3 separate regions of the Homo sapiens genome follow, and all the other regions are linked to region 1. A link is a contact called in ENCODE Hi-C or POLR2A ChIA-PET data. All regions are on one chromosome and are shown on one strand. The core of a region is the stretch at or near the end of the contact, and the rest is flanking DNA. Distances in the headings are between cores, read along the strand shown. Region 1 holds the start of CD55 (CD55 molecule (Cromer blood group)). Region 2 has its middle 23 kb from the start of BTG2. Region 3 holds the start of PPP2R5A (protein phosphatase 2 regulatory subunit B'alpha).

Region 1 (2,825 bases), core at 122-2,621:
CATATACACCATAGAATACTACACAGCCATAAAAAAGGATGAGTTCATGTCCTATGCAGGGACATGGATGAAGCTGGAAACCATCAACCTCAGCAAACTAACATAAGACCAGAAAACCAAACACTGCATGTTCTTACTCATAAGTGGGAGTTGAACAATGAGAATACACAGACACAGGGAGGGGAACATCACACACGGGGGCCTGTTGGAGGGTGGGGGTTAGGGGAGGGATAGCATTAGGAGAAATACCTAATGTAGATGTTGGGTTGATGGGTGCAGCAAACCACCATGGCACGTGTATACCTATGTAACAAACCTGCATGTTCTGCACATGTATTCCAGAACTTAAAGAATATATATTTATATATGTATAAATATATATGAATATATAAATATAAATATATATATAAGCTCCCCACGTGATTCTAATGTGTGGCCAGTCTTGCAAACCTCAGGCTATTTATTCTAAAGGGTTTGTAACAAGCCTTCCTCTTAAAATCCACCCCACCACCATTCAGCGTTTTGGGGTCTGTTTGTTTTTATTGTTATCCCACCCCACACCGCCCCGAGGCGCGCGCGCGCGCGCGCACACACACACACACACACACACACACACATACACACACGCACACTGGTGAATTTCTCTCTACAGTCAGTCTGGAGTAATCCCAAAGTGGTGTCTTTCGTAAATAAGGAGAACCCGGGTGAAGAAAATGACTCCCACCCGAACAAGGCATGAACAATGTTCACTCCCTACTGTGTTATTCAACCTGTTTCCCCAGGTCTCTGTTTTCACATTAGAGAGTGTTCTAGGAGATGACGCCCTTCCTCCTTAGTTATTTCCCCACCCTCGTGCTGGCCTTTGACAGACCTCCCAGTAGAGGGCCCAAGACGCGGGTAGAGCACCGCGTCTCAGCGCCTGAGTCTCAGCCCCCGAACTCCACCGCACCTGCAGGTCCCCTTGGCAGCACTCAAGCGCGGGGATGCTCCGCTTAGACGAACTCACGTGCGGGCAGCAAGGCCTGCGATACTTGAGCACCCCTCCCCCTCTCCCGTTTACACCCCGTTTGTGTTTACGTAGCGAGGAGATATTTAGGTTTCTAGAAGGCAGGTCATCGCAGGCCCCACCCAGCAGTGGAGAGAGTGAGTCCCAGAGGGTGTTGCCAGCGAGCTCCTCCTCCTTCCCCTCCCCACTCTCCCCGAGTCTAGGGCCCCCGGGGCGTATGACGCCGGAGCCCTCTGACCGCACCTCTGACCACAACAAACCCCTACTCCACCCGTCTTGTTTGTCCCACCCTTGGTGACGCAGAGCCCCAGCCCAGACCCCGCCCAAAGCACTCATTTAACTGGTATTGCGGAGCCACGAGGCTTCTGCTTACTGCAACTCGCTCCGGCCGCTGGGCGTAGCTGCGACTCGGCGGAGTCCCGGCGGCGCGTCCTTGTTCTAACCCGGCGCGCCATGACCGTCGCGCGGCCGAGCGTGCCCGCGGCGCTGCCCCTCCTCGGGGAGCTGCCCCGGCTGCTGCTGCTGGTGCTGTTGTGCCTGCCGGCCGTGTGGGGTGAGTAGGGGCCCGGCGGCCGGGGAAGCCCCTGGGCTGGGTGGGAGGTCCAAGTCGGTCTCTGAGACACGCACAGGGGCCGGCGACTTGGCAGGTGGGGAGCTTGGCCCGCGGTCGTGGTTCCCGCCGTCCTGTGCCTTTAAGGCTCTCGCCGCTCACCAGCATTTGGGGCTCCTGCTGTGTCGGCCCCCAGCTGACTTGGCTTTAGGGGTCGGCGTGGAGGGTTAAAGAGGCCCCGGCTGGGTTTGCGGAGCAGCCAAGCCTGGCAAAATCGAAAGGGAGGGCTCAAAGAGACTGTATCCTTAACCCCCAAAAAGCTGGTCTAAAAGGATGGGAGGCCAGACCGCTGACCGTTCCCCACTCTCGACAGAGTCCAGCCGTGTGGAGCACACGATGCTGCAAACTTGCATGTCATCTCTTTCAGGTGTGGCATTTCAAGGGGGCTTGTGTCTTGAAAACAGCAACTGTGAGGACACTTGATAGTCATTTCCTTCAGTTCTGCTTTTGTCTCCCTAGGTGACTGTGGCCTTCCCCCAGATGTACCTAATGCCCAGCCAGCTTTGGAAGGCCGTACAAGTTTTCCCGAGGATACTGTAATAACGTACAAATGTGAAGAAAGCTTTGTGAAAATTCCTGGCGAGAAGGACTCAGTGATCTGCCTTAAGGGCAGTCAATGGTCAGATATTGAAGAGTTCTGCAATCGTAAGTTCTTCATCTTTTTAGAAAAGTTCTGGGAATGGAATGTATCTTAAATTTATTTTTATATACCTTTGGAGTGACTAGTAATTGATAGTTCTCTAGCGTTACTAAACCCCAGGGTATACCCTGTTGGCACGTCACACTCCAGCTAATTGAAGACATTTACCACCCTGAGTAGGTCCTGCTGCTTCATTAAGAGTTTTTCTTCCTAACACTGTACCTCTTGAACGAACTAGTAGAGAAAATAAACAATAGGTATTGTTTAGGGAGTAAACATATAAAATATATTTGGCAATTGCCTTGAGACACATAGCGTAAATGATATGTTTTCTTAAGTATTTTATAAAGTAGGACTTACCAAATACAACTCTGTGGTGGCATTTTTAAAAGCTCTCAATATTTACTTCAAAATCTGTTATACTTGTACATATTTATAGGGTACATGTGATATTCTGGCACATGCATACAGTGTGTCATGATCAATCAGGGTAATTGGATAGCCAGTACCTCAAACACTTGGTGTTTGTGTGGAGAATATTCCAAATCTTCTCTTCTTGCTACTTTGAA
Region 2 (2,798 bases), core at 61-2,560, 4.0 Mb before region 1:
GGCCATTACTAGAACAGGAGGCATTCATCTAGGTTACACAATGGAAACTGAGATAAACAGGACTGGGGAATTGAGTATGAGGCCAAAGGAAAATGTGTGAGGGGTAGAAAATGTGTGAGGGGTAGATCTGCCTCTGCCCTTTCTCCCTTGTGTAACTGAGCTATGGTTGGAAAAGTGAGACCCTATCGTCCAGACCCTTGCTTTGTGGCGGTTTGGGCATTATTGTTACATGGGGAGAAGGTGTGCGATTTACGTCTCCTGCTTCCCGGGGCCCTTTTCATTCTCTCATTAGCACCTCCGGGCCTGCAAGGTCAGCTGGTCCCTTTTGGGGCACACACTGCAATACAGCACTGTCTTCAGTTCATAGTCTGTTCTGCCTCAGAAGTTAGGTGGATGATTTTTGCACCTTCTCACGTTTGCAAGTCCCTCTTCCTCAATATGCTTGGTGGTGAGGGTAAGGGGACAACGGTGATGCCTTTCCACCCGGGACCGTTGCGGCCAAGGCGATCCCACACGGGCTGCCTGGAGTCAGACCTGTCCAGCAAGGAAGCTTCGGGGAGGAGGGAGACAGCGCCGGCTGGGCGTGCAAAGGCAGGCAGGTGACCCTCCCTCCGTCCCGGATATGGGCCCTCGGCCGCTCACCCCCCAGCCACCCACCCACGTCCCTCAATCCCCACGAGCAGCTGACTGGGACCTGAAAGTGCCACCAGACGCCCTCACAAGTCTGCTTTCTTTGCTGGGAAACAGCAGCCGCGCCGCAGCCTCCGCCCGCTCTGGGGAAGCCCCACCTTGGCAACAAGCCGCTGATTGGCTGGCTCGGGGGCGGCGCGGGCCAATCCAAGCCCGCCCTGACGCCGCGGCGTTTGGCCGAGAACTATTAAGAAAAAAAAAAAAAGAAAAAAAGAAAGGTGGGGCCGGGCGCTAGGTGGCTTCCCAACGGAGTTGCTCCCCCGGCGGCTGTGGAGAATGGGGCCTTTCAGAGAAGGGGGAGGCGGGGAAGGGGCGAGGCGGGGCGGCCGTTGGGCTTGGGCCTTTTCGCCACCTGCCGCCGGAGCTCAGGTCCCTAAAACCTCGAAGGCGTCCCCGCTTCTCAGGTCCTCCTCGCAGCTTGAGCGACTGCAGGGCCCCGCCCGGCGCTTCTTGAGCAACTGGAGGTTCGGGGGTGAACCTCTGGCCCTTTCCCGTCCTCCCTCCAGAGTCCCTCAGGCTTTGGGCATTGATTTCCCCAAGTTCGGGCTCAGGCCCTCTTCCTTTTCTTCTCGTGCCTCTGCGTGCTTGCGCCCTCCTATGGGCGCAGTTACTTGAGCTCTGTCTGCCATCGCCAATCCGCCATCCTCTAAAACCAGATTAACCACCCCCTCCATTGTACTGTGGCCACGGGCGCCAGCCTCAGCCTCTAAGACAGCATACAGTTCCCCAGCACGTACATTGTAAACGTCGTTTAATGTATCTCGAGTGACGTTGTTCCCCCGCCCCAGGACACAGAAGCACACACACACCCACAAACTCAAAGAATTCGGCACAGTAGCATTGAGATTTAGACTGAAGAGACAGGTGACCACGATTCGACTCTAGCCTCTGCCACTTTCTGGCTGTGTTACTTTGAGCAGTTACTTAACCTCTCTGAGCCTCAATTTTCTCCTATGAAAAATACTAATGATAATAATGGCACTATCTCCTCTCATTATTGTGACAAAATGCCTGGCACATAATTGCCTAATAAATGGTGATATTATTTTAGGTATTAATAACAAAGGAATGAGCATTTCTTTCTCACATTTTACCTCAGCTCACAATTCTTGGTTTAGGTGCTGGGGATAGCACTAGATCCTAAGGACATTTAAAGTCCTATGAGTAAAGTAATTTAAGACTCAGAATAAAACTTGGTATGGTTTCAAGGCCCTGGGATGGGTCCTGCGTTTGGCTCCTAGATTTTTACTAAGGGAGAATTATCTTGGCAAGACTAGATTTCTCTTTTCTTCAAGGTCTTTTCTTCACATTTCCACCTCTCAAAAATTTTTAGAACAGCAGCAAGCAAGGACTTACAACTCCCTTTTTAATAGGATTTAACTTTCTCCTTTTGTTAGGTAGAACATTCCATAAATGTTCTCTCCATATATGCACATTGACACTTAGATGGGCTTGTTTGTTTTCCCCAAATCCCTTTCCTGAAGTCTTTTCGTGTCACCTGGAGACTCACCCCTTCTGCATTCTCTTGCCTGCCCCAAACATACCACATGCTGATACATCATACATTATCTTCAGTGGACGTGGAGACTGGTTGTTCAGTGCTCACAGACCCCTGGCGGCTGTCCAGTCCTATCACCTGCTGGGCTTGGTTGATGTTTCACATTGTTAAGAACAAAAGCAGTGATGCGTCTGGGGCATTTCAGTGACGCCTGACGGCGAGGTCAGGGAAGAGGGTAAGGAACACACAAAGATGGGATACAGTTCAATGGGGAGCCAGTAAGACTGGGGTTCTGGGGTTCAGTCTTGAGTCTGTGCCTTTAGGGAGACAAGTCAATTAAACGTGCTAGGTCCCAGTTACCCTGTCTTGTAAAGTAGGCTGTATCATACCTGTATCCTTACCGCATAGATGTGTCAGGGAAAGAAATGTCATAGAAGTGAAAGCACTTTATATTTTCTGGGTTAAAAAAAAGGTGTGGCGCCGGGCACGGTGGCTCACGCCCGTAATCCCAGCACTTTGGGGGCCGAGGCGGGCAGATCACGAGGTCAGGAGATCGAGACCATCCTGGCTAACACGGTGAAACCCCGTTTCTACTAAAAATACAAAAAAT
Region 3 (2,750 bases), core at 185-2,684, 5.0 Mb after region 1:
TAGATTTAACATGATCTGGAGCTTGACTATGTGAGAAAGCGAAAAGTGTCAGAAACGCTGCTGAGGTTTGAACCTCCTTGACTGGGAGGATTATGTACAATTTCACCGCCCAGCAAATCTGAAGGAGGAAATGTTTTGAGGATAGTATGTTTGGTTCTAGGTCTAGAATTCAACTTCCTGCCAAATTTGGAATCTTCTGTACATATGCATCAGGTGGCTTCGTTTAAATATACGACAATTACTTTTATTATGTTGAAAGGAAAAGGTCTGGAGCTCGAGGGAGGGGATTACAGATTTGGGTCCATTGGCGCAAAGGGAGGCTGACTGTTCAGATTAATAATTATTAACGGCCACCGTATGGAAAGCACTGCACGAAAAACTAAGATGACCAGTCCTCGTCCTTAAGAAATTCAAAATCTAGACGGAATCTCCAAGAAAGAGATTCCGGTAAGAGTACATGGCAAGCCTCCATATCCACACACCACTGACCAATGAATTTGTACTCTTCTCGTTGGAGTAGTTGAGGGCCTTTGGCTCAAGGAGGGGTGAAAATTAGCAGGATACTAAATTGGGAATGAGAAATCTCTTTTTAGAGGGCGTGGACTTGCAGAACTCTTTGAAGCAGCAGATGCTAGACTGCCCAAACCCCACGCGAGAGTAGCTCTCTGGAGTTGCGGAGTCCGAACCTCCCAAGAGCTACAAATTTATTCCGCAACTACCAATTTTGCGGTTTGGGGCCAGTAAGGCGCCAAGACCCGCCCAGGTGTCCAGACCTCGCAACGATTGGACGAGCTCACCTTCTCGCCTTCCCCGGGCCCCTCGCCCGTCAATCACACTGCTTGCTCGCCACCTGACCTCTGCTGCGCCCCCTTTCAGTGGTGTAACACCTGGCGCTCTTTCGCGCCCCAGCCCTCCGGCGCCCCACCAATCGCTTCAGTTCTTCATTGGCCAGCAGAGAGGTGAGGGAAGGGAAGGGGCGCTCTATTTTGCTCTCTGAACGCACCCTCTCAAGTTTCCCAGTCTTCTCGTAGACGGTCAGGAGAGCAATGACAGCCTGGAGCAGTCGCGCGTGAGCGCAAAAATGCCCGCTGGTGGAGGAGCGCTTCCCCTCCCTCCCAAGCGATTTGCCGCATTTGTTCTGACGCAGGGGCACCCCGCTCGCCGTCTTCACTTACGATTGGCTGTGGCCGAAGCCCGTCACACAGCCCGCCCCACTCCTCTGCCTCAAGAGGCCGCACCTCACGCCGTCGCTGCCGCTTAGCCGTGTGATTGGCTAAGAGGGCTGGCATGCTTTCCCGCCCCCTCCCCCGCCGCCGCACCAAGAGGCGGGCGGGACCCCGCGGAAGTTGTCAGTCAAACTCCTCCTTCCCACCCCTTGCGAGGCCCCTCCCCGGGCCGCGCGCCCTGGCGCGCGCACACGCGCACACACTCCCCAGTCGCCTGTACCAACCACCTTCTCAAGTTGTAGCGGTCGCTCGCCTGGGGTTCTCCGTGGGCGGCCGACGGGCGCGTGGGGGAGGGGGTTCGGGCCGCCCAGCGCGGCAAGGAGCGAGTGTGTGCACGCAGAGGGCCGGGGCTACGGGGCAGCGCCCCGGGCGATGAGGGGCCGGCGTTGACCGGGAAGAGCGGGCACCGCGGCAGTGGCTCCGAGGGGACCCGCGATGGCAGCGCCCTGAGAGGAGGCTCCAGGCAGGGCGGGCTGCGCTGGCAGCGGCCGCTGAGGTGCTGGCCGGCCGGCTGGCTGGCGACGGGGGCAGAAGCGACGAGAGGCGCGCTCGGCACCCGCACCCCCGTGCCCCCGCCTCAGTTGTCTAAACTTCGGGCTCTCTTCCACCCGCTCTGCGCGCCCAGAGTCAACAACTTCTTCACCCCCCTCCGCCCCCGCCCTTCCCTCCGTCAGCCCCGGGAGCTCGCCGCGCGCCGGGGACCAGGAACCTCCAGCGCTGAGATGTGGCCGTGAGGCGTTGGCGGGCGGCGAGGAGAAGCTCGGCGGCGTCCCGGGGCCGGAGGGCCGTGGGGCCGGGGCGCAGGGGCGCGAGCACCCCGCGCCTCTCCCCCGCCTCCTCCTGCCGTCTCCGCCGCTGCCCGTGCCTTGCAAGCAGCAGCCGGAGCTGCCAAGCGTCAGGGCCGCGGAGATGTCGTCGTCGTCGCCGCCGGCGGGGGCTGCCAGCGCCGCCATCTCGGCCTCGGAGAAAGTGGACGGCTTCACCCGGAAATCGGTCCGCAAGGCGCAGAGGCAGAAGCGCTCCCAGGGCTCGTCGCAGTTTCGCAGCCAGGGCAGCCAGGCAGAGCTGCACCCGCTGCCCCAGCTCAAAGGTAACCTCCGAGGGCGCAGCCCCAGCAGCGAGCGCAGGGGCTGGCAACGCTTGCCTCTGCGCCAGCAGAGCCATTTCCTGCTGGGTTTCTCCTGCTCAGTTGGGACTGGTAGTGTGTGAGCCGAGTTCCCCACAATGCCTTGGCGTCACCTCACGCCCTCCTCCTTATTCAAACAGGTTTTCTGTGAAGTCTTGGCTGTTTCCTTCTAATTCCCACCTGAACTCTTTCCATCCTAGGGGAGGCCAACACCCTTCCCCACCTGCGCGCTTGCTTAACCTGCACTTCCTATCTTGCGTCCCGTGAAGTAGAGTCCTTCACTCCTCTTCCAGGTTTGCCCTTTCCCGGTCTTGCTTTAACAACCGCACGAACCTTCCCCGACCTTCACTTTCCCGAGTGTCAGCTCCTCTGTTCGGCCACTTTTAGCTAGTCCTTTA

Evidence for each region. A loop is a pair of places that touch in the nucleus more often than their neighbours do. ChIA-PET counts read pairs that join two places held with the same protein, here RNA polymerase II (POLR2A). Pooled maps may share reads with other maps.
Region 2: a loop to region 1 is called in a pooled map, with 2.8 times the contacts of the local background. The contact joins the enhancer-like site here to the promoter of CD55 in region 1. A Hi-C loop is called at or near these places in 1 of 37 single-sample maps with no recorded cell type and 2 of 50 pooled maps. POLR2A ChIA-PET finds 5 or more read pairs at or near these places in 1 of 52 experiments (naive thymus-derived CD4-positive, alpha-beta T cell).
Region 3: a loop to region 1 is called in a pooled map, with 23 times the contacts of the local background. The contact joins the promoter of PPP2R5A here to the promoter of CD55 in region 1. A Hi-C loop is called at or near these places in 6 of 50 pooled maps. POLR2A ChIA-PET finds 5 or more read pairs at or near these places in 2 of 52 experiments (activated CD4-positive, alpha-beta T cell and activated T-cell).

What each region holds. Positions count from the first base shown.
Region 1 is chr1:207,320,307-207,323,131 of GRCh38, forward strand. CD55 (CD55 molecule (Cromer blood group)) reads left to right here and starts at 1,372. Exons shown (of 10, transcript NM_000574.5): 1 at 1,372-1,559; 2 at 2,076-2,261. The coding sequence starts at 1,460. It overlaps LOC107985251 (a long non-coding RNA gene), which reads right to left and starts at 1,823. Exons shown (of 3, transcript XR_007066838.1): 1 at 1,380-1,823. RefSeq lists an enhancer at 798-1,007 and a silencer at 1,568-1,647.
Region 2 is chr1:203,326,666-203,329,463 of GRCh38, forward strand. No RefSeq gene overlaps it. Among named protein-coding and RNA genes, the nearest start is that of BTG2, 23 kb to the left of the region's middle. RefSeq lists enhancers at 872-971, 1,172-1,361, 2,021-2,657. Within about 2 kb of position 1,311, at least 39 of the 41 ENCODE cell types and tissues checked have a DNase peak (open chromatin) inside an H3K27ac peak, as active enhancers do.
Region 3 is chr1:212,283,976-212,286,725 of GRCh38, forward strand. PPP2R5A (protein phosphatase 2 regulatory subunit B'alpha) reads left to right here and starts at 1,435. Exons shown (of 13, transcript NM_006243.4): 1 at 1,435-2,316. The coding sequence starts at 2,136. LINC02608 (long intergenic non-protein coding RNA 2608) reads right to left here and starts at 1,046. Exons shown (of 4, transcript NR_125984.1): 1 at 1,004-1,046. RefSeq lists an enhancer at 948-1,027 and a silencer at 1,198-2,167.